2 separate regions of the Homo sapiens genome follow, and region 2 is linked to region 1. The links are chromatin loops, found by intact Hi-C in ENCODE. Cell type or tissue: CD4-positive, alpha-beta T cell. All regions are shown on one strand. Links, peaks and the distances in the headings refer to the core of each region. The heading gives the core; the rest is flanking DNA.

The links. Peaks named below come from ENCODE experiments on the same cell type or tissue, not always from the same donor. Only the 100,000 strongest peaks of a DNase experiment are listed, where the experiment ranks them.
Region 2: it touches region 1 in a loop (3-fold over the local background); 4 of 110 quality-filtered maps call a loop at or near these places.

What each region holds. Positions count from the first base shown.
Region 1 is chr11:123,732,173-123,748,108 of GRCh38, forward strand. ZNF202 (zinc finger protein 202) reads right to left here and starts at 9,488. Exons shown (of 9, transcript NM_003455.4): 1 at 9,377-9,488; 2 at 8,245-8,364; 3 at 7,945-8,020. RefSeq lists enhancers at 8,874-9,083, 10,073-10,670 and silencers at 9,264-9,393, 9,434-9,483. In CD4-positive, alpha-beta T cell, for the core only: no CTCF peak of the experiment used is centred there; a DNase peak (open chromatin) is centred at 9,519; H3K4me3 peaks cover 2,180 bases; H3K27ac peaks cover 1,461 bases.
Region 2 is chr11:124,107,543-124,123,478 of GRCh38, forward strand. It overlaps VWA5A (von Willebrand factor A domain containing 5A), which reads left to right and starts at 7,908. Exons shown (of 19, transcript NM_001130142.2): 1 at 7,908-7,940; 2 at 9,024-9,138; 3 at 9,955-10,012; 4 at 10,131-10,333; 5 at 10,647-10,869; 6 at 10,991-11,166; 7 at 11,433-11,547; 8 at 15,418-15,587; 9 at 15,824-15,912. The coding sequence starts at 9,970. RefSeq lists a silencer at 580-874. In CD4-positive, alpha-beta T cell, for the core only: no CTCF peak of the experiment used is centred there; a DNase peak (open chromatin) is centred at 7,889; H3K4me3 peaks cover 1,598 bases.

The DNA of each region.
Region 1 (15,936 bases), core at 4,805-12,804:
TGCAACTGCCTCCAAATGTGAGCTATCTGCCTCCAGATTTGTCACCTTCACGTACCCACTATGATCAGAACGAGCTCTCTTGGCAAACGTGCTCATGTCCCTTTCCTATCTAAGATCCTTCCATCACTCCCCGCTGTCTTGTTAAGTGAAATACAAACTTCAAACATTCTACATTAGGTTGACGTTCATCTTGTTATTCTCTTCGCCCTCCTCTCCAATCCTTTCAGACACACACGCACACACGTGTGTACATGCAAAGCACACAAGAGTCCCGTGTTCTTTAGCTTTTGAATATGCTGTTTCTTCTGATTCTTTATCCTTGGTTAGGTTAAACTTTAAATTTTTCAAGACATAAGCTCAAGCTTCATGTCTTCTGAGATGTTTTCTTTGATCCCATTTCCCCTACTCTCAGACATAGTTAGAAATCACCTAAGTCCTCCCGTAGTGACCTGGGCACCTCTCTATCCCAGTATTGGTCATATTACATAGCCATCGCTCATCTTTCCTGTGAAACTCTTTGAGGTCAGAGACTATTTTCCATCAATCTCCAATACCTATAATAAAGTGCACAATAAATGCATTTAAAATGAATAAAACTCTACTCCAAAGCTTCTTCCTATGGTAACAGGAAGAACCATTGTTTCCTCCATTATGCTTTTACTATCTCTTGATTATTCACCATATCCTGTTAATTCCAACTTCCAAAAAATGTCTTTCGAATCCATCCATCTCTTCATCTCTACTGCCATTTCCCGGTTGAGCCATTATGACCCACTAGAAGGTATTCATAGGAACTTTAAAAAAAATTACAATATCCTCTGCTCCTAAACGGCACTGGCACGTAACAGGCACGGATACATTGGAGAGATGACTTAGTTCAACCTCCATGACTGGTTTTCTTGGTCCTGTCCCCCTCCAGACCAGTGTCCACAAGCAGCTTAAGGGCTCCATCATTTCTCAACCTTTTTGTGCTATACTACAGTTGCCTCACATCCACATTCAAGGTTATCGATCCACTCTTAATAGCTGTGTCTCATCTATTGTTGCCCATCAAATGAGTTTACAGTCAATGATCACATTATCTTCATTCTTTCTCAAAACGCTTCTAATTCATGCTCTTATGACATTTTTTTCATTACCCTCAGTCACTTGCAACATACTTTCACAGTCTATCTTGGATAGCTCCCTAATTCCTAGATCTTCATGTGTAATTTTTCCTCTGCTATCTCTACCTCATGGTGATTTATTTTTTTCTCAAGTGGCTTGTAATTTTTTTATTTTATGTCCATCTTTTTACTTTGGGAGTCCTGAGAGCCCTGGATTTAAATGTGAGCCCCTTGAATGTAATTTCATTTGTTTCTTCCTAAGTGCTAATGGTTTCAATGATCTTGGACAGTTTGCTTTTTTAAGACTCTCCCTCTGTTGCCCAGGCTGGAGTGCAGTAGTACAATCATAGCTCACTACAGCCTGGATCTCCTGGCCTCAAGTGATTTTCCAACCTTGGCCTCCCAAAGCACTGTTACCAGAGGCTGAGCCACCATGCCTGGCCAAATCAGTTTTTATGTTAATTTCTCAGGGTGTTCCTGAATAATGCTTTTGTGTATTATTTAGATCGATGCCTTCAAGTAATGTTTGGCCTACCCAAGGTTCTGGAGAACCCACTTCCTTGCACTTTTCCTGGGTCAGTAGGACGATTTTCAAAGGTCCAGGTTTGCAGGCTGCTTAATTCTGTAACTTTCACACAGCGTCAGCTTCCCAAGTCCTATCTCCCTGTTGGAGTACCAGTATTAAAAGCTCAATCCCTAGAAACCTTATTTTGGTTTGGAATCTCACTGCGCCATGGTAAAGTCAGCTTATACTTATTTTTCTAGTGGTTATTTCTTTTTCCTTCTGGAACCTATGCGCTTTCCTTTAGCTTTTGAGAGAGAGAGACAGAGAGAGAGAGAGAGACAGACACACAGGGAGAGACAGACACACAGGGAGAGACAGCATGGGCTGTCCTGTTCCTGACAGGAACAGGATTTAATAATGGGCAGGAGGCCCATCCACATTAGCTCCACCTGCAATACTCCAAGTAGGTGAGTGGTGAACTTCCTAACATACAAAATCTGCCAATGGCTTCCCAGTGACCTTAGGTTAAAATTTAAACTTCTTAAAATGTGATACACAAAGACCTTCAAAAGCTGGTCCCTGCTACCTCTCCTTCCTTCCATGACTGCCACTCCCATTGAAAGCCACTGCAAGAATTACTGTTCTTTCTTTTCTATACCCTCCCTGGGCTTTCCTGATGCTGTTCACCTTGTCTGAAGTACCCTTCTCCACTCTTCATGTGGTTAACTCTATCCATCTTTCAGAGCTCAGTTTTTCCAAGATGCCTTCCCTGGTCCTCCCAGATGATGCTTCCACAGGAACTTGTATCTCCCCCTATCACAGCATGCACATGTGTCTATTTTTTGTGTCATCAAAACTGTTCATCTTCTGTTGAACTCACTGGACTGTAAAGCTCTGAGGGCAGGGATATGCTGTGCCCAGCTCGATGCCTGGCACACACCAGGCACTCACTTCACATTTGATGAATGCAGAGAATGCTTAGTAAGGTTTTAAAAGTCTGTTTCCAGAAGGATAGATACCATGTTATATTAACCCATATTCATCCATAAGTCTAGCAAACTGTGTGCTGGATAAAGGCATACATAGGGAAAAAAACATTTATTGTTTGGATTGTGAGTAAAACAGAATTCTCTTAGTGGTTCCCAAGATGATGGAACCACAACTCATCACAAGGAATCTTCAGGTTGCACCGGGAATAATCCAAATGCAAGTCACACAACACTTGGCATTTGAAAAAAAAAAAATCATTTTCCATTGAGGATTTAAATCAATTTTAATAAGCGCAAAATCAGACATCAAATAAATGGAACTACAATACTAATTATTTATCCAGACAAAGCTTTCCAAACCCCACCCCAACTCCTACCCCTGGAAGACAGAATTAATACATAGGGTCTTTTGGCTTAATAAAAGGACTTCTAGTATCTTAAAAGTTTGAGAACCGACGTCCAGTGAAGTAGACTTGGAATCCTCATTGTTTTCACGCAGCACTAGGTACAAGAGATTCCACAGTATGGATCCTACAACGTATGCATTGACAGAAGAGTTCCTGCTCTCTCAAAGGGCTTTGCTCTCCAAAGAAAAAAGAACATGTAACAGTGCCACACCAAACTTGCCATTTAAAAATGCCCTTCAGAAATCACAAGCTGAGATTTCTGGTGCTTGTTTTGCATTTACTTTGGCAGCCTAGGAAGATGAAGGAAAACAGATCAGCAATAGAAGGAATGAAGGAAGGAGTCTTTGTGGGGTAAGAGATGGGAAATGAATAGGAGGTACAGCAGTGCTGTGCACAGCACCAAACTGGGTATCCAAAGACATATGCCCCGGCCCCAGATCCCCAAGAAACTGGAGCTTCCCTGAGGGTTTCGTGAAGTAACGTACCCAAGAGCCCTTGTAAAGGATAAAGCCCTCTGCAGATAACCAGTCTCCTAACTCAGTGATTATCTGAGATATGAGAGCTTTATGAACTAAAATGTGTTGTGCAAATGTCAAGATTTAATATTAGAGGCAGAAAACAGATGTTGTGTTTTTATTCTATAATTAATGGGATGTGCTATGCCATAAGTATACCTTGCAATTTGTTGCCTTTGCTATTCTAATACCTTTCTTCAATGTCTGTCCTTGGAAGAGTTCCAGAGTAAGACAAAAACTATAGAGAGAATACAATAGAGAGAATATGAAACCAGGCCAGGATTAAGTAAGAGACTTGGTTCCAGAAGACACTAAAACAGTATCTGCAAAGATACAACCTAGTGTCTTGAGTGTTCCTAGGATGCATAGGATTGGAGAGGAGCTATCAAGGTAAGACCTCTGTACAATCCTCAGGCCAGCTGTCTCTGCCCCTTATCTGAAGGTGTCACGTGGCAGTGAAGACCCAAGCTCAATTCTCTTACAAGAACAGAAAACCACAGGCAATGAAACAATATCTAGTTCTCTACCTTAAAACGCTACTAGCTAGGGTGATCTTTCTGGACCCTAAATGACAAAGTCTGTAGTCATATACCATCAACCTAAAGGAGAGACAGTGATCTGCCTATGTACTGGCAAATAATCTTCAGAAGAAAATAGTGATTAGAACTGAAATTATTATATTTAGCAGATATTTATATCCCTTCCAGTCCCCATTCTTATTTTATACCTTAATGCAGGCCTATAGTTTGGTAATTTTAATACAACTACTTGCTGGGGCTAACCAGGGCCTGTCAACAGCTCCTCTCAGTGTTCTAGAATAGAAATTGGCTAATAAAAACTGTTAACCGCTCTTTTCCAATGCTGCTGCTGTTCTTTAAAACGAAAGATTAGCCCAGTACAATCCTTCTAATGGACATATTCTTTTATTCTTGATTGTCCTATATACAAGCGCTTACCTAAGCTTTCCACATAATGGTTAGTGGCCTTGGCACGCTGGGTTTGAATCCCTGACCTCGAATCCCTGACCTCGCTTATTAGCCTTGTAACACAATTTCCCTAAGCCTCAGTCTTATCCTCAAAAATGTGGCTAATACTACTTATCTCATGTGGTTGTTTTAAGGAGTAAATGAAATAACCTATAGAAACCCTTCAGTATAGAGTCTGGCATAGGGTAGGTGCTCAATATATTTTATTCATTTTCCTTCAAGCTATTTGAAATCGTTTTGGGAAGAAGGCAAGATTTAAATGATAAACAAGCAAACAGTTCTCTATTGCATCATAATTACAAAAAAACAGATGGCATAAGGAAAATCTTGGTCGGTCTATTGTTATATCAAAGAAACCATGCTAAACCAAAAAAAAAATCCTTGCTTTGGAGGCACTTATGAAGTAGGATTAAATGAAAGTGTTGGAATACAGATGAGAAGGAACCTTAGACACAGGTTCTCCCACCGAAGACCATATCAGCAATGCTTCTAATTACCAATATATCAAAGTCCTCTCCACTCCCTGTAACTGGCAGGAGACAATCTGAGGCAAACTCAGTGTACCAAGAAGTCCTGTGAAAACTTAACCTAGACAGCACAATGAATGAAAGGGAATGAATTCCCTGGCTTTTGGCCTTCTAACACGTGACCAGTATGCTTCAAAACATGTTTAAAACTGTTTCTGTAAAATATTTTTGCCACCTAAGTTTCCCCCCCGCCCCTTCATAAAAGTGATATTTGAGTAGTGAGGGGAGAAATGGCTCAAAATTTGTTACAAGAGGTTCCAAAGAAAGACAATAAGGTATAGAGAAAGGGAAGACAGGAAGAAAGAGAAAGAGGTCAAGTATGTAGTGGATAGTACAGGGAAGTCACAAGTATCTTCTGTCTGGAAATGCTGCAGATTTTGTGGTTAGCCTCAAGATATTAGGTGGGAATAAACATGTCATTGAGAGTAAATGTAAACACAAAAATGAAAAATAAAAATTGTAACAATTCACTTTATTCTAAACTGTTTTTGATGGTTATATATGGCAGGCCTAGGAGGCAATGTTAGACAGTAGATAGTTGCCTTCGGCGGAGGGTGACCTGTGTTCTGTCCACTGCTCTACATTGTAAAGAGGTGTCATCTTGGACAAGTCACGGCAGCTCATGTTGAGTCTTGGGATGATTCTTTATCTAAAGGTAGAGAACTGAACCAGCTTTTTGATGGTGATGAGGAGGGGTTTTGAGAGGAACAAGGATATACAGCATCTCTATTGAATATTTGGGCCATAATGTAACAGCCTAGGATGCTGAGATTTACTCAAGAGCTGAGGACGGCTAGGGGCCAAACACAGATTTTTAAGTTTTGAGATAGGGTTTACTCTGTTGCTAAGACTGGAGTGCAGTGGCAAGATCACAACTCACTGCAATCTCTGCCTCCCAGGTTCAGGCCATCCTCCCACCCCAGCCTCCTAAGTATCTGGGACTACAGCACATGCCACCATGCCCAGCTAATGTTTAAATTTTTTATAGAGAAGGGGTCTTGCCATGTTGCCCAGGCTGGTCTCAAATACCTGGGCTCAAGTGATCTGCCAGCTTTGGCCTCCCAAAGTGTTAGGATTACAGGTGTGAGCCACTGCACCCAGCCTCAAATACAGATTTTTAAGAGGCCAGATTTATACACCTGGCCATCATGGTCATGTTGGTTAACCTCCATCATGAAGCTAGGCTTTTTAACCTTCAGGAAAACTACCCCAGAGCAGTTAATGGCCTAAATAAAGGAGGTCAAGCTATATGTCTCAGTTTAAAACAGAACATGACAAATTAACCTGAAGCAGGAAAAGGAGGGGACATCAAACCTGACACCCATCCTGATAAGAGTAACTGCTCTCATTTGACAGCCAGAGTTAAACTAGATGTATGCAATCTCTACAACAAACATAGTCAATGCCAATCAGATAGTCAGAGGAACCATCATTTAATGGGAAATAACGCAATAACATATATAACAGAGCTGACCGGAGGTGTTGCTATAGATAATTCATAACAGCAGTAAATTCAAAAGTCATTTACTATGTTTTTAGCTTTGTCATTAACACAGCCTGTGTGGATACTCCCTGTTTCACGTCTAGATGACTTCCTCCTGGCTTTGCTCAAGGGTCCTTTAGCATTTGAGGAGATGATAAGGGATGGGATCCCCGCCTGTTGAACCAGAGGAATCTGAGGAGTACCAGGTTTCCACTGAAGACTAAATCATGATCCAGAGAAGGAATCTCAGAAGTCATTCTTGTCGTGGGCATGGCTTAACGTCTGTCTCCCCACTGTGGGCCCTGCCCTCGAGAGCAAGGGTCTCCTTATTCATTTTTATATTCCCAGTGCCTACCACTTTGTGGAGCCCTTAGTAGAAAAGGTATTCAATAAACGCACATTGAGTTTAAGCTTTCTATTTCTCCTCCCCCAACTAGTATATATTACAGAAGCACTGAAAATTCAGAAATCAGCCAGTGTCAGGGCTCCTGGGTAATAAACCATTCACAGGGATAGCTGTAGGAATTTGGCATAAGCATTTATTCCAATCTCTTGGGGGTAATCAAGTGGCATAATCATGCCCTGCTTTACTGTGTAGCATAAGGCCAGTAGAGAAAAACATCAAGAGGGGAGGAGGACAAGGGATGGAGTTCAATACACAAATATCTACTGAGCGTCAATTACGTGTCCCACACTATTCAAGGTGCTGGGCAAAGAAAGATAAAAAAAGCAGAAGCTCTGACCTTGAGGAACTTAACAGGTAGTTAAGAAATTGCAGAATTTTAGCAATACTAGGAATTCACAGCAAAAGCCCAGAATACAGGTGTAATATTTTGATCAAAACGTGAAGCCCCTATCAAGAGAATTAAGAAAATCAAGGGGAAGAACTTATCAATATTTCACCTCAAATTTGGCATATAGCATTCAGTTGTTTTAAGTACGCTTTCTTAATTTTGCGAACAAAATATTCAGACCTAAGTGATTATCTATAAAAGATCAGATTACTAGTTTCCAACACAGAAGTACTCAAACAAAGGTATTCTGAACCTCAACCTACTGCAATACATATATCACATTTGGCCAAAAGGTAGTTGTTCTCAAAGTGAAGAACCCAGATCTGCAGCATCAGTACCTGAGCCTTGTTAGAAGTACAAATTCTCAAGCCCCAGCACAGACCTATTACCAGAAACTCTAGGGGTGGGCCCCAGCAATATGCGTTTAACTAGCCCTTCAGGTGCTTATAGTAAGTTTGAGAACCACCACCTAGCAAATGAAGTAAATCTGAAGTTCATGCAGAAAGCCATTGCTGGCCAAACTAAAGGGTTTGCTGGTGAGAGAACAGCAAAAACAAGGGGTATAGAACTGTTTCACATTTTAAATCTGTGCCAAATTTACTGGGAAAAAAAAATGTAAACCTGTAACTTACCTCATCTGTACAATTTGCAATGGCTGAGTCCCTCACATTGTGGTAAACCTTGTTGTACCCTTGGAATGATTGTCTACTGCAATATAGTATATACACAGAGTACAAAAAGGGTATAGCTGGAGGAGAAAGGGTGAAAGATTATGAATCCCAGGCGTTTGGTCCTAGGAGGAAAAATTCCTGTCCTCTCTCCAACCCTGCCCACCCTCTTATGCTAGATAGTAACAGCAGAAAGTTATCCCAGACTGCTCCGCGTTCACACGCTTCCCACCAACAAACCTCCTCCCAAGGCTATCCCACAACCTTTCTGAAGTAGCTTCCTGGATCAAGCCCCACGGGGCAGCTTGGAAGAGAAGCTGGGAGGGATGAGGGGCTCCACTAGCATTCCTTGTGGCTTCTGAGTGTAGCTGCCCTGGGTGTCACCTGCAGAGCGTGGATAGAGAAAAAGCAACAGTTCTAAGCCCAGCCTCTAATTGAGAGCCTGGGATCTAGCGCTGCTCCCCAGGACCAAGGTTGTTCAAGAAAGGCTGGGTCTAAGAGTCTCCCTCTGGGGAGGTCAGTACAGATTCCAAGGCAGACAGGGTTATCAAAGCGCCTAGAAGATGAGAACATTCATTGTTCAGAAAAACAAAAATTAGACTGACACCTTTCTGAAGGAACACAGCCTATCCATGGCACAAAAACAAATTTTTAATCAAGACACTCAAGAAGTAGGTATACTCCTGCTAAAAGTAACGCAGGTGCTGAGAAGAGGTGCCAAAACTGGCTGTTAGGAGTGGGAGGAGAGGAAAGTTGCAAGTGGAGACAGCAGCTACTGGCTTGAGGGGACCTCAGGGTCTGTCACAGTGGCAGCTGAAAAGCCTCTGGCCAAATGGACGCCAAGGACTACTATCATCACAGGTGACAAGATCACGGGTGAGTGTATCTGGGTGTGTGCTGGGGGGCTGAGGGGGGCTTGGTGGTGTAAGGAGATGGGGCTAGCCGGGGCAAGGAGCCCGCGGAGATGATCTTAAGCAATCTGAGAGGAGGGGTAAGAAAAAGCTGCGGAAAATAAAGGGGCCTAGACCACTCCTCCCTCGGTTCCGGGGGGACAGTTGGCGCGGAAGCGTTAGGAGGTACGAGGTACGGACTAACTACATTTCTGCAGGCCCCAGGAGGGGGCGGAGGGCGGTGGCTGGAAAGGAAAGGAAGCCGGGAGCGCCATCCGTGTCCCCGGAGATACTGGCTCCGGCCACCAGGAAACACAGAGACCACAACGTCTCGGCACCCTCAGTACACCGCCGCCACCCCTTCCCCAGGACACGGCGATTTCCCCAGACTCTGGGGGGCGGGGTCTCCGGTCCCTCCCCCTCCTCCCCGCCCTGCCCGGCTCTGCCCGATCTGGTCCGGCCCGGTCCAGCCCGGCCCGGCCCAGCCCAGCCCACTCAGGACTCACGGCTCCGACAGCTCCGGCGGCTCCTCCCCTGCCCCGGCTTCTCTCCCACCCACTCCCGACCGAAACAGCGCCGCCGGATCCGAGCCGCGCGGGGCCTAGCGGGTCGGAACACGTGGGGCCTTTGCGCCCGGAACCGGAAGCGATCGCTCGCCCCGCCTTCTCGCCGAGTAGGAGCCTTTCTAGGCTGTGGGAGGTTTGATCCTCTCTATGCGCCCTCCGCGGGTTGCGGCTCAGTGCTCCCCAAGGACCCAGTGCGAAGAAGCCTCGGACCCCACAGCTGCCGTCCGCGACCCCTAACTCCACTCTGCAGCGAATAAATTAACATCTTGGGCCTTTCATTTACAGGCATACCTTCTGCAAGGGTTTTCTTTTTCTTTTCTTTTTTCTTTTCTGTTTTTGATCTTTTGTGTGTTTGTTTTCATTTGGATACCTCTACGTGTTTTTCTTGATTTTTTTTTCTTTGCATTGTCCGCTGCAACATGGTAGAAAAGGGCAGCGTTAGGTTTGAATACTGGCTCTTGCAGTCACCATCAGCAGCAGGGCCTCGGCCGAATCTCTCCATCTTTGAACCCTATTGTGCATCATATAAAACGGGCATAATAATACCGTTACTCTGAGGACTAAATGATACATTGCACATGAACTGAATGGAACATCAGAAGCTCAGAAAGAAAATAGTTATGGTATCACTGTTCTTTCTTTTCCTTTGAGTGTTGCTTCGTATTTCTTTACTTTCAGGCTGTCTTCCCTGATCTCATTTGTTCATTTTTGTCCGTTCGGTGACCTTTCTGCCCATACTTGACATTTTCCTTTGCTCTCTGTCCCTTTTACCCTGTAAGTCACCACTCTCCACGTGCCATGTGCCACTTCCTTTTCATGGGACACATTGCTGGGATCTGTTTACTGGGTTTGAACCAAAGGATTAGTTACTTTTGGTGGAGTGGCAGTGTATTAGCGAAACAGAACTAATAGGTGTGAACCCAGAAGGCAGGACAACTCAAAGCGGGGAGGGGGCTTCCAGGTCATAGGTAGATAAGACACAAATGGTTGCATTGAGTTGCTGATTAGCCTCTCCGGAAGGAGGCAATCAGATATGCATTTATCTCAGTGAGCAGAGAGGTGACTTTGAATAGAAGGGGAGGCAGGTTTGCCCTAAGCAGTTCCCAGCATGAATTTTCCCTTTAGTGATTTTGGGGGCCCCAAATCACTTTCCTTTCACACGGGGTATGTATAAACATATAAAAGGAGATTTATTATAAGGAGTTGGCTTACATAATTATGGACGTTGAGAAGTCCCACCATCTGCTTACTGCAAGCTGGAGAAATAAGGAGGTTGGTGGTATAATTCAGTCTAAAGCTGAAGGCCTGAGAACTGGAAAGGGATTGAGGTGCTGGTGTCTGAAGGCCAGAGAGCAGGAGGAGATGATGTCCCAGCTCAAGAAGAGAGAGGTGAATTTACTTTTCCTCTGCCTTTTTATACTATTTGGGCCCTCAATGGATTGGATGGTGCCTACGCATAGTGGTGAGAGTGATTTTCTTTACTCAGTCTACTGATTCAAATGCTAATCTCTCTCTCTTTTTTTTTTTTTTTTTTTTTTTTGGACAGAGTCTTGCTCTGTCGCCCAGCGATCTCGGCTTACTGCAATGTCTGCCTCCTGGGTTCAAGCAATTCTCCTGCCTCAGCCTCCCGAATAGCTGGGATTACAGGCATGTGCCACCATGCCCAGCTATTTTTTTTTTGTGTGTGTGTATTTTTAGTAGAGAGGGGGTTTCACCATATTGGCCAGAAACACCCTCACAGACACACCGACTAATAATGTTTTCTGTTGTCTGGGCATCCCTTAGCTAGTCAAGTTGACACATAAAATTACCCAATACAAAGAGAAATATACATTTCATGAAAGCCTACTGTGTACCAAATATTTTTCTCTGTAAATCTCATTGAATATTTTAAAATATTGGTATTAAGTGCATAAATAATACATAAACATCTTCTTCTAAACATTTAATGCATTACAGTGTTAAAGGAAAAATTATTCAGTGATACTTGTTAGAGCATGGTAAGGGAGACCTTATTCAGGACCAGGAAAGGTAAAGAAACCACTGCAATGAAGTCTTGCTGTAGGGATGAGAGATTGGGCTGAACTCTGAATACAGAATGGGCAAGTGGGAATTTATAGTCAAGGAACTTTTTTTGGAGTTTGGGACGTCGATGGATTGAAAATTACTAAGGGGAAACATCAGGCTTAAGGCGGATTCTGGCTAAGTCAACCTAATAGGATTCTTGCTGAAGACAGGCCAGGTTGATCAGACATCACCTGGGGCGTGATGGAGGATGAGGACACTGACCAGGTATTAAGGATGGTCAGATATCAAGGATGGGGGCGTTCCTGCCAAAGGACTTAGAGTTCTTTGCTAACAGTAGATTTTACAAGGAAGTACGCCGATAGCCCTAGGAGAAGTTTCAGAAGCCTGACAAGTTTGGCGAAGAAAAGAGATTTTGTCAATGGATAAAGCTAATGACTTTTTTTTTTTTTTTGGGACGGAGTCTCACTCTGCCACCAGGCTGGAGTGCAGTGGCACCATCCCGGCTCACTGCAACCTCGACCTCCCGGGTTAAAGCGATTCTCCTGCCTCAGCCTCCCGAGTAGCTGAGACTACAGGCATGCACCACCATGCCCAGCTAATTTTTGTATTTTTAGTAGAGATGGGGTTTCACCATGTTGGCTAGGATGGTCTCAATCTCTTGACCTCCCGATCCACCAGCCTCAGCCTCCCACAAGTGCTGGGATTACAGGCATGAGCCACCATGCCTGGCCGCTAATGACATTTTTACCAACCCTGGCTTCCTCCTCTCTCTCCAGAAGTTAGCTGTTCTTATGACCCTAATGTATTTATCTTCCAGATATTTTTATTTTCATGTGCTGTGTACATATGTATCCACAGAAAGTACATAGTATTATTTTCTGTGTACTTGTGTGTATACCTGTGTGTTCATGTTGAATTCTTCCATTTGTTTTCTCTTAGCAGTGGGCCTTGGAGATCTGTTGATAGCGGTAAATAAAAATCTCCCTTATTCCTTCTGCTTTCTGCATAACATTCCATAGTCTGAATAGCAATTTGCCTGTTGAAAACATAAGTTTTTATAATTGTTGGGATTACAAACAATGCTATAATGATCACCCTCTTTGTGCGTACATGCAATGGTACTCTGAGACGGATACTGAGAAAGAGTATTGCTGGGTCAAAGGTTGCACACTTTTAATGAATACTGCCAAGTTTTCCTCCCAAATGAATGCACCTGTTTACACCCTTAACAACAGTATACAAGATTTTTTCCCTGTATCCATGCCCTTACCTCATGTTGCCGGAATTGTAAATCTCAGCCAGTTTAATGGGCAAAAATAATATCTAATTGTTTTACTTTGCCTTCCCATCGTTAATGGTGAGACTGAACTTTCTTTCATACATTTGTTGGTAATTTGTAGTTTTCCTGTGAGTTTTATTTTTATATTGGACTTTTTGTTTTTTTAAATTGGTTGTTAGATGTTCTTTATGTATCCTAGATCCTAATGATTTTACGTATATATTGCAAGAGATATATTAATTTTATGTGTCTTGACTAAGTTCATGAAAGCCTGCTGTGTATAAGATGTTTTTCTCTATAAATCTCATTGAATATTTTTAAATATTAATATTAAATTAATGTTTTCCTTAACTTTCTAGATTATTGTCTAACTTTGTAGTATTAAAGTTTCAAATCTGATACACTCTTTCCCCCGCTTCAAATTAGGTGTTTTATTTAAGAATATCTTTTCTGCACCAAAGTCATAAAGGCTTCTCCTGTATGTTCTTCTACTACTTTTTGCTTTTCCTTTTTATGGTTAGATTTGGAATTTATTTTTGTGAATGATATAAATTGGGGATTCTAATCTAATATCAGTGGTAATCAATTTCTACTTGGAAAACATGGAGTATGAGATATTTACATAATAGAGGATATATTTACATACAAAAGATATATTCCATATGTGATGTGATCAGAATTCTGTCAGCGCAGTTAGCTGGTCCTTCATTTGTCAATGATTTTTTGAGTGACTGCTCTTACAAGACACTGTGGTAGGTATATGGAACAGAATGGAGAATAAGAAAGACGTAATATCTGTTCTCGATCTAACTTTCAACTGGTGTGTGTGTGTATGATATGAAGGAGTTGGGGAAGAAGAAAACAGTTTAAATAACTTACGCAATTCACTAACTGTGGTTATTTAATTATGATTAATTAAATTAATTATAATTATTGTAAGTTCTCCAGAGAAATACAGAGTGCTACAAGAACTTGTTACTGGAGGTCCTAATCCTGGTGGTGGTGCTGTTAGAGAGGTAGTTAGGGAAAGCTTTCTTGAATAGTGACATTTGAACTGAGTCTGTGGAATGCCTGGGCAGGATGAGCCTGGGGGTGAGGTTGGGAGATGGGGTATAAACCAAAAAGTGTCTGAGACAGACCTCAATTGATTTAGAGGTTTATTTTGCCAAGGTTGAGGATGCACCGTGGAAAAGTAGACACAAGTTGCAGTAGGATCTGTGGCCTGTGCTTTTTCCAAAGAGGACTTCAATATTTAAAGCAGAAAGAGCAGGCAGGAGAGGAAGGAGGAAAGAAGAAAAAGGGGAGGGTAGGCACCTAGCAAGAAGTCCCATTCTTGTGAAGCTCTGACCAGTGCTCAGCAATCCACATTTTACATCTGAAAAGAAAGTAGTGGGGACAAAGTCAATTATGCATAGATCTGCATTTTCTATGAGGTAAAGTAAATGTGAAGTAAAGTAAATATGCCTAGAAACAAAAGGAATTTCAGAAACACATGTGTTTAGAAACAAAAAGTATGTGTTTAGAAACAAAAAAAAAAGGAAGGCAGTTTTTGCGTGATTTAGCTCCCAAGCATAGCTTTTCCCTTTGGCATAGTGAGTTTGGGGTCCCAAGATTTTGTTTTCCTTTTACTGAGGTGAGTAAAAAAGAATACTTGAAGTAATGGGAAATAGTGTATACCACAGCTCTGAAATGGGAAGGAGCCTTGGTGTACTGGAGAAACTGAGAAGAGGCTGGTGTGGCTGCGGTCTGACAGCAATAGAGGAATTTGTGAGGCCTGATATTGTGGACAGAGATCAGACCTAATAGACTAATGGTCTTATAGGCCAAATTAACTGCTGAAATTAATGAGAAGCTGGTCAGGTATGGTGGCTCACACCTATAATCCCAGCTCTTTGGGAGGTTGAGGTGGGTGGAACCCTTGAGCTTAGGAGTTCGAGACCAGCCTAGGAAACATGGTAAAACCCTGTCTCTACAAAAAAAATGCACACACACACTCACACTCACTTAGCTAGGTGTGGTGGCATGCATCTGTCATCCCAGCTACTCAGGAGGCTGAGGTGGGAGGATCACTTGAACCCCAGAGGTAGAGGTTGCAGTGAGCCGAGATCGTGCCACTGCACTCCAGCCTGGGCAACAGAGTGAGATGCTGTCTCCAAAAAATAAATAAATAAATAAATAAATAAATAAATAAATAAATAAAATTAATAAAATTAATGGGAAGCCATTGGAGATTTTTTATTAATTAAGCAACATGATTAGATATGCACCTTTATAAGATCTTTCTGGTCACCGAGGAGAATGGAGGGGACCATGAGTGGATGAGGAGAGATAACTTAGGAAGCTATTACTGTAGATCAGGTACTTGGACTAAAGCAATAATAGTAGATATGGAGGGCATTGGGTTATTTCTTTAAAACTATTTGATGCAGAGCAAAGAACTAATTGTTAGAAAAATGGTTATTGTTACAAAAATTGTTAGGAAAATAGGATAGAGAGAGGTTATTTTCCAAAAGTTGAAGAAATGGCAGGGATAATTAGTAATAGTGAAGTGAGCTCAGCTGAAAGTGTGCATAGGAGTTCCACTCTCCTAGTTATTCAATCCAAGTCTGGCTGAACACCAAGTATAGAAAGTGAATCGTTCTGGAAGAGCTATTTGTACATGACATTTTTATAATTAGAGTCATTTAGACTTGCAAGAAGAATTTGTAATTCTAAGTGACCTGGTGGTGAGCCACTTGGTCAGGCACTAGATTAGATACCTGGATAAGTATATAATTATCTGCATTCAAATGTGTCTATATTATACTTTATATTTTCTCATATTTGATTTTTACACTCTGATCCCCAAGTTAGCTGGTCATTTGTGAATACCATGGAGTCATAAGGTCCTGATAAAAACAGAGGTGGCTTTAGAGATATACCTTAAGGAAGACAGCAGGAGATCTAGTCTGAGACACGTTGAGAAAAATGGTCTGTAGCTGGATAAGCTTGGAAAAGACCATATACTCTATCCTCCTTTTGGAAATTTATAATGCATGTGAAGATCCCTAGAAATGAAAAACAAAGTCGAGTTTATTACTTGACATGTAAGGGAGAGCTATATCATTCAATGTGATGGGAGTGAGTCTTTCTGAGTTAAAAGAGGAAAGATGAAATCTAGGATAAGAACTGGAAGTTTTGCTTCAATAAGGCA
Region 2 (15,936 bases), core at 3,827-11,826, 370 kb after region 1:
TATTCTTGCTCATCATTGTATCACTAGGATTTAAGAAGTAGCAGCACCCAACAAGTGTGTTTATTTCGATCAAATTTTTGGATGCTCTAGAATTATTCCTTTGGTCCTTCGACTATTTTAAGTCTTTTTTCTTAACCCCTGCAAAAAAATGGTTATAGTCAGCCTACTTTTGGCTTCAGATACATGCCTAGTAAAAGGAATTTAGATATTCATTGAAATGTAGAGTATCTAATTGCTGAACTAGGAGAGATAGGATGAGGCTTGAATATCTTTGAAATTGCTGTAACTCATAAGTACCTCTTGCTGGAGGAGAGTTAAGGAAGGCAAATGGACCTTTCTGAAGAGAGGGAAAAGAACAAAATTATGATTAGTGGAAAGTTCTGTCACAGCAACAACTAAAGAATGTGAAAAGGAGTTATTGTAAACAATATCTTAAATAGGACAAAATTATTCACACAACCTTAGGTACCAGCTTTAGATCCTATGTCTTAGATCATGTGATAATCAAATCTGGAAAAGTGTTATCACAACATATTAATGAAATTGATGCAATCTATTATTGTCTTAAGGCATCAAGTCTATAGAGATTCTGTTTATTGTATTGGGTTCTTTGAATTTTGGGGTCCTTTGGGGTTTCTTGTTGGGGGAAAGCTAGTATTCTTCATTCCCCTCCACTACCCCACCTCCTTACCCCAGGATCCTTTTGTCTTCTTCCTCTGGGGGATCATCTGGATCTGAAATCAGTTTGTATGTGTGCCTTAGTTGTTGAAGAACAAGTGCATGGCCACTGGGTGGCCTCCATGATCTGGATTAGTCATCTCTTCACATAGGTATCTTGGGAGGTTTCTGAACAATTTCAGTTAGGCTCAATGAACAGAGGACAAATAGAGTTAACTGCTATGTAGTTATTTTAATGCATTCCTAGAAAAAGACGTTTAATAACTCAGCACAGAAAAGTGGAGTGTAATTTGTGACTTTTAAACTAAGAAAATCTAGGGGATAAATGGAAAAACTAGTTTGATGTTGGAAATCAAGATCAAGTCAATGGGAAAATATTGCCAAAATGTGGGATGTTCTTATAGTTGTGCTTGGTATATAGTGAGTATCCACTAATGTTTGTTTTTGATTAACTGAGATAATACTTACCTCACAGAATTGTGTAAGGATTACATATGATGATATTCCTGATATAACCTTGAAAAAGATAGAGAATTCTATTGTTCTCTGCTTGGATGAGAGGAGCCAATAAGGCAATGTTGATAAGGAAAGACAAGATTTTAAGCCAGGCAGATTTTGTTTTACATCTAGGCTCTTGCTTACTAATTCTGTGACTCTGCTATGACTTCCATTTGCTTATCTCCAAAATAAGGATAGTATTACATTCTAAGGGTTGTTTGGCAGACTGAATGGGATAATGTAATATAAGGCATCTAATAGGGTGTCTGATATATTTCAGATGCCCAGCAACTTTTACTTAGTCCTTTACTCTGACAAGGGTAAAAATATTCTTGTAATGTATTGACTTAATATCAGCATGAGTACAGCTAATGCTAAGTAACTCACAGTTTGGGGAAGTGTTTAGAAAATACCCCTGAGCACTGATGGAGGTCTCCTCTGAATTATATTGAGGTGCAAAAATAATATATGTGATAGAGGAGATTGGAAACCATGGCTTAAGTGCCTCCTGCATCCTCCACACCCCACAAGAAAGAACCCCTCCCAATCGTTCAAAAATGAATTATGCTAATACATGGTATCAGTGATAGACAAAGTGAAATGTGAGTTACTCAGCTGTTGACTCGAAAGCAGTACAATATAAACATGACTTTCTGTAAGATAAAAATTCAAAGAAAAGGAGATCTATGAGAAATAGCTCATGAAAACGATACCATTTCAGGTTGAGATTTTATTAACCATGACTTTAAGAAATTTCTGTCCTTATAACTTCAAATATTATTTTTTAAAATTTTAAATATTTAAGTTCCTCACCATTTCTAGACCCACAACCAGACAGGTTCACAGCCATCAAAGAAATGAGGAACTGAGAATGATAATTTAAATAGTAATTTAGGGTTGCAACCATAATAGAAATAAATATAGCTTTCCTAGAAGATTCTATTCAAATCCAAACATTTGTCTAGAAAAGAGACATCATAGAATATTAAAAAGAACTTAAATCAGAGGTTTAAAGATTCAAGCTCAAGTTCTGCTACTTGGTGGTGTGACTATGGGCCAGTAATTTATATTCTCTGAGCCTCGGCTTCCCATCATTACAGAAGCAGAAAGTATTCCTTGCACCAGTAGCCTAAACCTTAACTAGGCAGCTAAAAATTATCATTCAAACTAGGACACTTTAAGAGCAAAGGGGAGCACGATTAATAATTAAGGCGGGACAATACAGGTAAAATAGGACAGTTCTTTGTGTTTCACCCACCTGTATTTTGATATCTACACTATAATTGTGCTTCTTGAATATGTGGAATGTTCTTATAATTGTGCTTGGTTTATACTAAGCACCCACTCATGTTACTATTAACTGAGATATTTATCTTACAGAATCGCTGTAAAGATTAAATATGGTGATGTTCATGAAAGAGTTTGATACCTAATAAGATGTTATATAATAGTTCATTATTATTATATTTACTGTGGGGAGTCCATATAATATATATATAAATAATGAATATGTAATATTCATTATTATTATATTTACTATGGGGAGTCCCATGCTAAAGAAGATTGGAAAACTCTTTAGCATGGGACTCCCCATAGTACATATAATAATAATGAAAATGATAGTCAATGTCTTAAGCCTGAATGATATCACTAGGAGAGATTGGTGTAGTCAAGACAAAATAGTACTGGAGGCCAAACATTGAGAAATACTACATTTTAGGAAAAGGAGAAGGAAAGGGAGTCATTTAAGAAGAAATGTACATATCCTTCAGAGAATTAGGAAGAGAACCAGAAGAATGTCTGTTATATATATATTTGTCTGCTAAAGATTATTTATTTTCTCCATGTCAAGGAATATAACCAACTAAATTTTAATTCTAAGCAACTCTGTGGGGCTTGGAATGTGATGGATGCTGAATTCATTAGTAACAACAAAAGGAAAGGAATCAAGAAATACATTCCTAAATGCTGTATGAGAAGGTGAGTGGAGGAAAAGACTCTGGCTGCCATATAGAATGAGAAAGAAGCACTTCACGGTGATTTCTTCTAACAATTCTTGCTACTCAGGTCTTTGGAGTGAGGAAAACAAGTAAAAATTAAGGAAGTTGAGGAGAAGCTCTGAATACTTACATAGTCACAAGGATCACGACCAGCTCAATTAAGGAACACAAATGTTTTTAACCCTTCTTTTGTCTTCTGTTTCTTCTATAGAGTATGGGGCTCTCCATCCCAAACATCTCATTTCTCAGCGTGCCAAGGAGTTGGGTTTGAGTTCTCCAGTTGCAGACCCCAAACGGCTTTTTCTTTTTCATTCAGAACCATACAGAAGATATTATACATCTGATGGCTGCCCTATGGCCTAGGATGACTTCCTCAGAGTTAGCGAAAGTGAAAATATCCCCTACCTTTGTGGAATTTTAAATGGTCTCATAGTCCCCTGGAGCCTCATCTATGATCTATTCTGAGACAGGGAGCAGGAGCCCTCTGAGCACAGGGATCAATTAAATGGCAGATATTGGAAGAGTTTAGGAGTTAGCAAACAGGATGCAGTAATCACGATACCCTTTAAAGGAACTGGGAATCAAAGAGCTGTGGATCCCTCCTGACCACCCTATTTTTCTGGTTTGGGTAGATATCTCATCAGTCTCTTTTGTTCTGTGCAGACTTCAGGGATTTGGCCTACCAAATCTGTCATTTTTCCAGTTTCTACCCATCCCTATACCTCTTATGGCTGTGGAAGAAATTATAACATAATGAATAGAATACTCACTTTGGAGCCAGAAGGTTCTGAGTGCGAAGAACAAGTTTGTTTCTCATTAGCTATATGTCCTTGAGCAGGTACCTGGTGCTCTTTGAGCCTTCACTTTGTGTTGTGTAAAATGCAGTTATGATAGTATTTCACAGGGTGATTTTGAGTGTTTAGATAATGCTTGTAAACTTTCTGACATACTGTGTACCCATGAGATTTATATTTCTTGAAATTGGATAAACAAAGATTTCTCACCTCTTTAATTTCATTGTTAGAATCCTTCCTTTTGCTTTTCCCCCCACTTGCTCTTTTCCTCTTTTCCTTCCCAATTTTAAGATGAGGGTTTTTTAAAAACAATGGTGGTTTTGTTTTGTTTGTTTTAACGATGAGTAATTAAAACCAAAAGATGGTGAGCAGAAAAAACTACCAAACCAAAACTAAAATAATGTTGCCAGATTTAGAAAAAGTATAAGAAATCTCAGAATCCTTTTCATGAAAGTAGCCTTTCTATGTGGAAATCTAAGTGGCATATAGTTTTCCAGATTCTCAAAATTCCGCTGGCCAACCCAACAAAAGGAAAGTGGAACTAACATTTAGAGAATGCCAACTTGTGACATATGCCTTAAAACTTATTTCATTTAATGATTACAACATACATATAGACTAGGTATTATCAGTTCATTCTACAAATGATGACATGGACTCGGAGTAGTTAAATTGCTTTCTCACAATTATACAACTATTAAGAACTAGAGGTAGGACTCAAGCCCCAGACTGAATCTAAAGCTCATAGACTTAATTATGTGACAGACCGAGGTAGATCCTGATAAATTAGAACCTGGTTTCTTGTTTTCTCTACAATTTTCCGAACCTCTGGATGAGCAATATATGTTCTTTACAAGCCCTCATAGATTTTTAGACACTTGAGCTGCATCCTGCCTATCCCCTTTGGCATTTGTCTAGGCTTTGGGTTTGTCAGGAGCATATTTGCTTGTAATCGATGAAAATTGTTACTTTTAAGCAATGGTCACTCTCATCCAAGAAATTTCTGACAAACTACTAAGTGATTTGTGATCACAGACATTATTCCTGTCTGTAATTAATGTAGTTTGACATACTATGTAAAACACTTAGCACTGGTTTCAAATAGGAACTCAATATATAGTACTATGCATATTTTTAAATTCACTCTATCTATCCATTCATTCATGATAAGTTTCTGCTGAGCCCAGGTTGTCTGTGATATCTTCAAACACTTAATTTCCAAGTTATCGGTGATCATATGAAAATTATACCTATTAATTATAATTGTTATCACCAATATGTAATAAATGCTTATAAGATTTGTGCACGTCTGAGCATTTGTTATTTGAGCTTTTGAAATCTATTCTCCAGTATCTATAGTGGATTGCAATCACAAGACCTAAGCGTATATACAACCACTGGGATTTGTATGTATTTATTCATTAAACAAATAACTTCATGACTTTTAAAAACTTACTTTCTTAAAGGTTTACAATTTTAAGAGCACATAAAGGGCTCAAGTATGATAAAAACGGCAGGAAGTTTTAGGTGAATTGCTATGGAAACATCAGAGGAGAGAGAACAAGCAGAACTGGACACTTAAAACTCCATGATGATAGAGAACATTGAAGAAAGAGAATAACAGAAATGAGACAATGACCGAAACGACTTATTGAAAGCCTGTTCTGAACCAATGCTAAGCACTCTATGACAAACAGCCTTTTTATTTCAGGAAGGGAAATGGCTCTCAGAAGAACTGAAGAAAAATAAGTAGCAAACTATGATCAACATAATCAACACACACCGGCATAATTCAGGGCACATGTGTTACAGTGGTGGGCGCTAAAATAAATTGGATATTGTTCTCATAATATGCAGATTTCTATTTCCATTATAAGCAAATGTGCTTTTCATATTCTGAAGAAGATAGTTTCCTTAAAAGTCTACTTTTTAATTAATCATAATCAAATGTATTAGGGTAAGATAAGGACCCAAAGAGCTGTTATAAACCATGGAGAAATTTGTTACTTTATCCTGTAAAATTCTGTGATGATACAGTGGCTTGCTCTATGAGAGTCTCAGGGGCTCAGGATCTTTCTGTCTTGTTGCTTCTCCATTTTTAGGGGAAATGCTCCAGGCTTTATGATCTAGTCTTTATGGTTCAAGCTGGTTCAGTTACCTGCATTCACACCAATGAGCAGGAAGAGGGTAAAGTGAATGGGAAGCCATCCTCTTTTCTTTGAAAGGGCATGACATGGTGTTGCACTTATTTCTTGTACCCTATGGGCCAGAGCTTAGTTACAAGGCCACACCAGCTTTAAGGGAGGCTAGGCAATGTTTTTATTCTGAATGGTCATAGACATTGTGAAACTTGGGGTTCCTGTTAGTATAAAAAAGAAGGTGAGAATCAACCTTGAGGAATGCCTGGCAACACTAAGACAGACTTTTAAGTGAAGATATCTCATCTATATCGGTTTAATTGTGTATATTGTGCTAGGTTATGGGAATTTTCACATAGTTGTTTTTTCAACAACCAGCAACTTCTGTGTGTTTCCTGATTCAGTGCCCTCTAACCACGCTGCATGCCTGGTCTGTGGCAGACTTTTAGTGCTAAGCTCTAAGCCCAGCAGGATCAGATGATGAACTCTGCCCACGTTTCCAGCTCCTCCCTTTTGTTGCTCAGATGTTTCGGCCAATGGAAAGAAGGCACAGTCACAAGGAACAATACCAGACATGATTTCTCTCCAGAGAAAAGGATAATTTCCTCTCATAATTAGTTCAGTACATGTAAAAAACATGGTTGTAGGGCCTAGTACTGATAAAATAGAATTTGTGCTTATATTATGCTTTACTATATATGCATATATTACATGCATGTAACTGTATATACATGCATGGGTGTACATATATACACATATATACATCTATGCATGCACATCCATGTATATAAATGTGTATGTGGGTGTATATATATAAAGTATATAAATGTGTGTGTGTGTGTGTGTGTGTGTGTATATATATATATATATATATATATATAAAACTTTTATAGCCACTAAGATTCATTAGATCTCACAAAAACAATCAGTGGAGGTTTGTCATTATCCCCGTTTCAGATGAGAGAACAAATAACTTGGGGAGAGTTATTTGTATATAACAAATATCTCACAAAAACAAGTATATAACCAGTATATAACAAGTATATCCACAAAAAATACATCACAGAGACCAAAATCAAGCTGTGTTTTCCATATGTATCATGTATTCTTTATCCTATAGATTCTCGACAGCAATATGACACTTTAAGTCTCAGATTTAATAGGTTGTTTTGAAATAGAGAAGCCATGGGGACCTTGATCGCTTCTAATGTCCTTTAGCCAGGTAAATGAGCATAGACATTCTCAGTTACTTACATCGTTAACCCAAACATTTGGTTTCAGGATCCCATAAGCGACCCATGACAGGAAGACTTGGGCTTCCCTGGCTAGAGCTTCTCTCATTAGAGCAGATGTGTGTGCCTTGCACTATCTCCTTATCTTTCCCCCTGCTGTAGGGGAGGGGCAACTTGGGGGAAAATGACTCACATTAGAGATAAGGTGTCAATGATATAATCTCCATAAAGCTTTGATTAACAGGGCCCAGGACACAGTAAGCCTTTGGCAATTAAGCTTTTACAAAAATATGCAGTTTTTAATGTCATTGTTGTTGTTCCTGTTGCAGCATTTTCCCTTGCCCTCTTTGCCTGTTCTCTGATTGTTCCTTAGCAAAGAGCAAAGAAAAAAACCAAACGTTCCAAAGTCGAAGACTTTTCCTTTGATACAAACAAGCGAAAGTTCGATTATTTGTTCAATAATTTTCCGTTGATCCCTTAGTCTTGTAGTCGCTACTTTATAACCGGTCCCTAGAAGGGGGCGGTTCTTTCCGGAAATTATGACTGCAGCTGTTTTCACTCCGCTGTGACTCAGAGCGCTCCGGGCTGCAGGAGAGGAAGGTAGGGGACCAAGCTACCGGTGCAGGGCCTGGATCCAACCCCTGCTCTGGAAGACTGAGAGCTCCACATTCTAGCTCCCTTTCCCCAGTCCCCAAATTTGTAGGGGCTCCTTGAATTGCACGCCCCATGGGTGGAGGATTTCATCCTGATGTATGATCCCCAGGAAGGTTCCTGCAAGTTTGGCAGTTTAGGGGAATCTTTTGGAGGTTGAAGGAGGGATTTAGCCATCTCCTAATCTCAAGGCCCTTCTTCCTACTTTCCTTCTCTTTTACTTTACTTTTTTTCCCGCTTTCTTTCTTTGATATAGACAATTGATGTTTTCTCAGTTTCAGGATAGTGTAAGCTGAGGAAATGAGGCTGTAAGCCTCATCTACTCCAATCAGTTGCAGCCCCTAAGCCCTTCTCTATAGAAATGTAAGAGACCGACGCAGTCTCTTCTGTAAATACGTGGACATTGGAAATCTAGGACTGAATGGAAAGGTTAAATCAATCTCTGATTTTATCCAAGCCCCACTTCTTACCCCAAATCTCCTCCTTGTCTGGTTCCGAGTTCTCCACTTCACCCCTGCCACAGGCCGCAGGGGTGTGTGTGGCCGGTGGTGCCACCCAGCTCCCCTCCCACCCTCCTAGCTGCTGAGCGGCTGGTGCTGGGACTCTGCATTCCTGAAGCAGCTACCTGGCTAGGCCGGAAGCCTTGTATTCTCCCAGCTGCCTCAGATTCATGGCTTTCAGCTTGGTGGCCAGTCTCTACCTAAGCCTTGCAAGTTGCCTTTCTGAAGTGCCATCCTGAGAGACAGAACTAATTCTGACCCAAACTAATTTTGTTTGTACTGGGAAGAGTGGGGGCAAGGGTGCAGAATAGCAAGTTTTCCTCAACGGAGGATTTGTTCTGAGCTTAGAATCAGGAAGCGAAGGCTATTTCCTTGTAGGGGTGCCCTTTGCGTCTCTCTCTCTTTTACTCTAGCCACCTTGGTGAGTATTGCCCAGCCTGAGAGCTTCTCTTTCAGCTGTTTTACTCCTGTGTGAGTCTCCTGCTTTAGGCTCTCTGCTTAATGTGTTATTAGAAATTCTTCCCTCCCCCAGCCCAGCCTGTTCTACCAGAGAACTTGCCCAGGTCAGAGGTCTGCGTAGAAGCCCTTTTCTGAGCATCCTCTCCTCTCCTCACACCTGCCACTGTCCTCTGCGTTGCTGTCGAATTGTGAGTCATTTTGCCACACTCAGTTTTTATCCAATTTCTCAAAATAAAAACAGATATGGAATGAAAAGCCTGATTTATTGGTGCTGTTTAGTGGGGGTGCAAATGTAGGCTATGTGCCTATATAATATTTAAATATATTAGAATATCTTGGATGGATACAAACAAATATACTCGTATCTTTTAATTTTGGGTCCCAAAAGAAAAGCCACAAGGTAAATGGCCTGTGGCAGGAGTCCATCTTGAATCACACAGCTTCTCACATGCAGCGCGTCTCTGAATGCCATGATCCAAAGTGAATGGTGGCAGAGGTTTATTGATTAACAGTAACAACAATAATAGGGACAATAGTGATGTCTGTCATCATTGATTAAATGCCTCCTATGGCCCATGTGCTATTGTAGGGACTTCACATGTATTAATTCACATACGATGTGTGGATATTATACTACTCATTTTGGAAAGAAAATACTGAGGCTCAGAGGGATTAGTGACACCTACTCCATATGCCCAAGGAGTGGTGAATTAAATACACTTTTGAGAAAGTGGAATTGGTATTTGAACCAGCCTCAGGGTGTTTCAGAGATTTCCTGTTTAGTAGATACCAGTGAATCTTACACCTTCCCCACCTGGGACTGCCATTTAAAAGGACCCTTATGACTGAAATCTTTGTCTCCTTTTTTTTAAAGGTTCCAACTTCCTAACTCCAACATTAACCCTTTGAATGTATTCTTATGCCAGAGAAAGGCACATAAAGTACTGGTGTTTGAACAGATAACTTCCAACATGTCCTCTGTTTGTGATATGTCTTTTCTGCAGAAATCTTGCATCACCATGGTGCACTTCTGTGGCCTACTCACCCTCCACCGGGAGCCAGGTAAGCCTAATTTGTGACTCTTACTTGCCATTGAATCTTTGGCACCTATCACAAGGCTTGATCTACAAGGAGGCAATCTATTGAAGCTTGATGAACTTGAACTCTGGTCTATCTCCAGTGCCGCTGAAGAGTATCTCTGTGAGCGTGAACATTTACGAGTTTGTGGCTGGTGTGTCTGCAACTTTGAACTACGAGAATGAGGAGAAAGTTCCTTTGGAGGCCTTCTTTGTGTTCCCCATGGATGAAGACTCTGCTGTTTACAGCTTTGAGGCCTTGGTGGATGGGAAGAAAATTGTAGCAGAATTACAAGACAAGATGAAGGTAGTAGAGATTACCTCCTCCCTTCTTATTACATTACCTCCTCCCTTCTTATTTCCTTAATGCATACTCTTTATGATCTCTACTAAATGTACCTTCACAAAACATGCTGATGTTGAAAGCTCTTTCTTCCACTCTTTTCTAACTGCCATTTTTCTAAAATCATTTGGGGAAAGAAATCAATCAGAGGCATTCAGAGTATAGCTGTGATTAGACAAGACCAATCACACAGTCGCTCTGCACTGCTCGTCTCTTTTTCAGCCATGTCACCTTGGATGTTCCCTTTCTTTCCCATCCCTCGCCCTGTGCTTCTCAGGCCCGCACCAACTATGAGAAAGCCATCTCCCAGGGCCACCAGGCCTTCTTATTGGAGGGGGACAGCAGCTCCAGGGATGTCTTCTCTTGCAATGTGGGTAACCTCCAACCTGGGTCGAAGGCGGCAGTCACCCTGAAGTATGTGCAGGAGCTGCCTCTGGAAGCAGATGGGGCTCTGCGCTTTGTGCTCCCAGCTGTCCTGAATCCTAGATACCAGTTCTCTGGTGAGTACCTCTCCCCTTTGAATTCTAGTGGTGGGTGACATAAATGGGGAAATTTTCTTAAGGTTGAGAGTGTCATAAAAAGTGTTGGCAAGGAAAACAGAACTAAGGTCATCTTTTATAGGGTCGTCTAAGGACAGTTGCCTTAATGTGAAGACTCCTATAGTCCCTGTGGAGGACCTGCCCTACACACTCAGCATGGTCGCCACCATAGATTCCCAGCATGGCATTGAGAAGGTCCAATCCAACTGCCCCTTGAGTCCTACCGAGTACCTAGGAGAGGACAAGACTTCTGCTCAGGTAGTTAATGAGAGAATACTGCTATTGTCAGTACCTCTGTTGCTTGAGTCTTGACTTGGTCCCCAACCAGTTCTTCCCAAGTGGTAACCCAGAGGGGGTCCCACATGCTCCTTGCATATCGTCATTTAATCTCCAGAGCCTTCTCTCCAGCCTCACCTCTGTTCCTAGTCATGCTGTCTTATGGAGGAGGACTGCGCCCTAACCTCAGCCCCAAGAAGCAAGAAGTTATGATTCTAATGTGGCTCCTTTACCTGTCCTCCACTCAGGTTTCCCTGGCTGCTGGACACAAGTTTGATCGGGACGTGGAACTCCTGATTTACTACAATGAGGTGCATACCCCCAGCGTGGTTTTGGAGATGGGGATGCCTAACATGAAGCCAGGTATTTTCTTTCTTCCTTTGTAGTCATCCCCTAAGGGGCAACTCCCTGTCTTGGAATTACTGTCGAATTACTCTCTTTTCTTTCCTTCCCTCCAGGGGTGGTTAATACATGTGAAACACTGAAATAGTTTACACTATGTCATGCAAAAATGGTTAGGTTTAATGACTGTCATGTGATATGTCTTGTAGGCAAATTTAAGTAGATCAGTAGATAATTGGGCAAAAGCCAGGAACAGATAATTTACAAGAGAAAACATGGCCAGTTTATAAACATGTGGCAATGATCAGTCTTGACAGACATCCAAATAATCATGTGACATTTTCACCTTTCAAATTATCAACGATTTCCAAATCTGATGCCTCATGCTTTAAAAGGTTTTCTTAAGGTTGTGAGTGTGCTAAAAAGTGAACTAACCTTTCGAGGATAAATTTGGCCATATGTGTTAAATCAATGTTAACTTTGGTAATTTCACTTTTAGAAATCTTGCCTAAGGAAGTAAATCCATATATAAGTAAAAATATGCACTGAGATGTCCCCCACCATTTTAATAATATCGAGTATTAGTAAGCAATCAAAATGTCTCTTATTGGCTAAATTTGCTATGCTAGGTATACTTCATGAGTTAATATGCAGCTACTAAAATAGTGTATATTGACAGATTGAAGTAATTGGACAAATGACCTCCAAAGAATGTTACGTAAAAGAAAAGTAAGTTATAGACAGATTACCACTATAAAATACTCTGTGCTTTAGGAAAAACATTTTAAAACACAGGAAGAATGCAAGTAGTCATTGTGATTAGATTGACTAAGTTTAATTCTTAATTAAGAAAGTTCTTAATTTCTTTTTTATCTAATACATAATTTCTATTGATTGATTCATCACAGCTACATGCAGTCTCAACTGAAGTTTTTTTCTCTTTTCGAGATATAATATATGTAACAAAATTGACCATTTTAACTGTTTTTAAGTGTACAGTTCTGTGGTCTTCAGGACATTCACCTTGTACAACCATCACCACCCTTCATCTCCAAAACTTTTTTGTTTTGCCCTAGCTTCTTAATTTCTAAGACTAAGTTTAGCTTCTTAATAACTTTAGTTTCTTAGTTTCTTTTAATGTTTATTACTTTTGAAATTTTCCTTAATGTACATGCACTCTTTCTTGGAATTTAAATTGGTGTAACCCATGTCAGTTTGCTGTGTTCTTGGGGCCTTCCTGGGCTGCCATGCTTCTGAGTTTCGGTGACACAGGACTGGAGTGCTATTGCCACTTCTGAAGCATTTACACATGGTGGAATGGACATGTCCTTGGTGACAATCATATTCAAAGTGGGACGGCTTGGCTTAGGCTCTTGTTTTTACAATTATAGCTGTTGTCAAGAAAATTCCCTGTAGTTGTTTTTCTACAGAGTACCCTACTCTCTCATTGTTAATGTTTGCTTCCAAAGTAGCTTCATACTTGAGCTCACAAATTGAACTTTTTAGTTTTCCCTCACTTGTTCAACCACTCTTCCTCAGGGCAAGCTCTCCATGCTAAGGTCATTCAAGGGGCTCCCAGCTTCCACCAGATTTGCTGTAACCATCTCCTCTTCCACGAAGCTCCATGCTCTGTCTTTGTACGTTAGTTATCTGCTTTTTCCTTTCCTTATGGTGACTATTTCCTTGGGTGTCCATGAAATATTCCCATAACAGTGACCTACGTGTCAGTTAAGATTATTTCAAAGGACTGTTTTCACCAGAGAAAGTTCCATAATGTTGGATCTCAAAAGGTAAGGATTGAGATCTCAGTCCCTGTTTTTCTAAGAAGTTCCCCTGGCCCCTATGCAGATTTTCTCATCTAGTCCCCATGACCAGGTCTGAAGGCCAAGGGGGGACATCAGGGACAGTCTTTACAGTCTTGTGAATCCCTTCCAGCAGGACTGCTCAAGTCTTGCTTCCCAGGTCGTATATTTAGTCAAGATGACTTGCTGTTCTCATCCACACAAGGAAGCGAATGACAGCTTTAAGCGGCAGCTTGTCTCACTGAAACCATTCAGAGTTCTGCCAAATGAAACCTACAGATATATGACAAAAACACAGTATGTTATTTGTTTTACAGACTTAGAACAGATGTACTTACGATATTAAGAACATGTTTTTCTAAAATTAAATTTATAATTTAATTTAAAAATTGTATAAAAATAAAATTTACAAATAATTTTATAATATTGGTTATTATGGGTTTAATCTGAGTTGAGCCCTAAACTGAGTTCCTTAAGTACATTATATTACTTAACTCTTACAATCAAGCTTGTTCAACTCATGGTCTGTGGGCTGCATGTGGCCCAGGACAGCTTTGAATGCAGACCAACACAAATTTGTAAACTTTCTTAAAACATTATGAAATTATTTTGTGATTTTTTTTTTAGCTCATCAGCTATTGTTAGTGTTAATGTATTTTATGTGTGGCCCAAGACAATTCTTCTTCTTATATGACCCTGGGAAGCCAAAAGATTGGATACCCCGGCTTAAAATAATCTTGACGTAGGTGTTACTACCTTGACTTTTCAGAGGAAGACATGAGGCTAGCAAGCAGAGGAGCTAAAGTTTGAAATGCCTCATTTGAAAACAAAGAAGCTGAGACTCATGGAGGTGAAAATAATTTGAGCCAGGCTAAAATTATAGTAGATAATCCACATATAACGCTTACAATTCATCTGGCATTGTTGTAAACAGGTTAAATATGTTACCCCATATCATACTCATGCCACCCTTTCTGACTCCTCAATATAGCACCAGCTCCATTTAAACCAGCTGTCTCTGAGAATGGAAAGGAATCTTGCTCATCACAAAAGCTCCTCCTCCATCGTATATCCAGACATCTGGATTGTGTAAATGTTATTTTTTGAACTAGTGTCCTATCATATATTTGATGGGCAACACCCATCTTATTTAGAAGCCAGTTTGGTGTCTGGCATATCCTATGGAGAAGAAATTAAACTGAGCCAGATTCTATTGTCATACCAAATCCCAGGACTACTGAGAATATAAATCTATGATCCTGGAACTGCTTCTTAAAAATGGGATAAAGGAATTTAATTATATAGCCTCTTATATTTTCTGTAAAGCTGGAGTTAACCTAGCCATTCTCATTGCATCTCTATCTCAATACTAGCATTTCAATTCCTGTATCAGCCCTCACTTGCTTCTAAAAATAGTCACAGCTGTGGCTTTGACAACATGGCCAGATAGACTGGGCTCCTGTGGTCACCCCCACACCATTGTTTGGATGATGATAATAGAATCCAACATGTGTCTCAGTGTTTCCCTTTCTTCTGGGGACTATCAGCGAGTTATTCACACCCAAAGCAGACAGACTTACCTTGGTGGGTATAATACTTATACTCTCAACACTTGTAAATTGTCAACCTAAAAATTGTCCATGTGAGTATCACTTTTTTCAAAGCTGTAATTAAAGACTTAAGGCCCATGTGATACATTTCCCATTTATTTGATTTGAAGAAAAGGTTTGATTCTGCAGATAAACTTGTCTGATTCTTTTGGCAAATGCTGGAACATTTTAACCTAATGTATTTCATTCATTTGCCTAGCTGCCAGGAAACTAGTAATCAGTGACAATGTTTTAACTATTGCTTGTGTCTACTAACTTCTATCCTCTTTCTTCTCTTTCATATCTGTTCTGTTTTTGTCTGTCTTATATATTTATAACTCACCTTGACCCCATTGCAAGCAGTTATGGTACATGAATCATCACAGTGTTTTAGATTTGAGTTTTCCTAGCTCTTAATTGAATTCACTACCATTGATTCTTAGGTACTAGGATTCTTGAGTTCCTTTTTGTCTTACAGTGGCTTTATCCTTTCTGAACAGGTCATTTGATGGGAGATCCATCTGCAATGGTGAGTTTCTATCCAAATATCCCAGAAGATCAACCATCAAATACCTGTGGAGAGTTTATCTTTCTCATGGACCGCTCGGGAAGTATGCAGAGCCCCATGAGTAGCCAGGATACATCTCAGCTGCGAATACAGGCAGCCAAGGTAAAGCTAGTTTCTTTCCTCTTCTGGGTCACATGCTCAAGTGAGGATGAATCTGAGGGGTTAAATAAGGGTCTATCTGGAGCCTGAGAGAGCAGCACGACCACCCTGAGGCTAGCCTTGGAATGTAAGAAGGCACAAGGTGGGGGATGGCCCACATCCTCAAGAGTCGATTGACAGGGCCCATGTGTTTTGGCGAGCCTCTCTCACTCTGTCTCTTCATACTCTCTTACCTTCAGGAAACACTGATTTTGCTGCTGAAGAGTTTACCTATAGGCTGTTATTTCAACATCTATGGATTTGGCTCTTCCTATGAGGCATGCTTTCCGTAAGTTTCTGGAAAGACAATAGG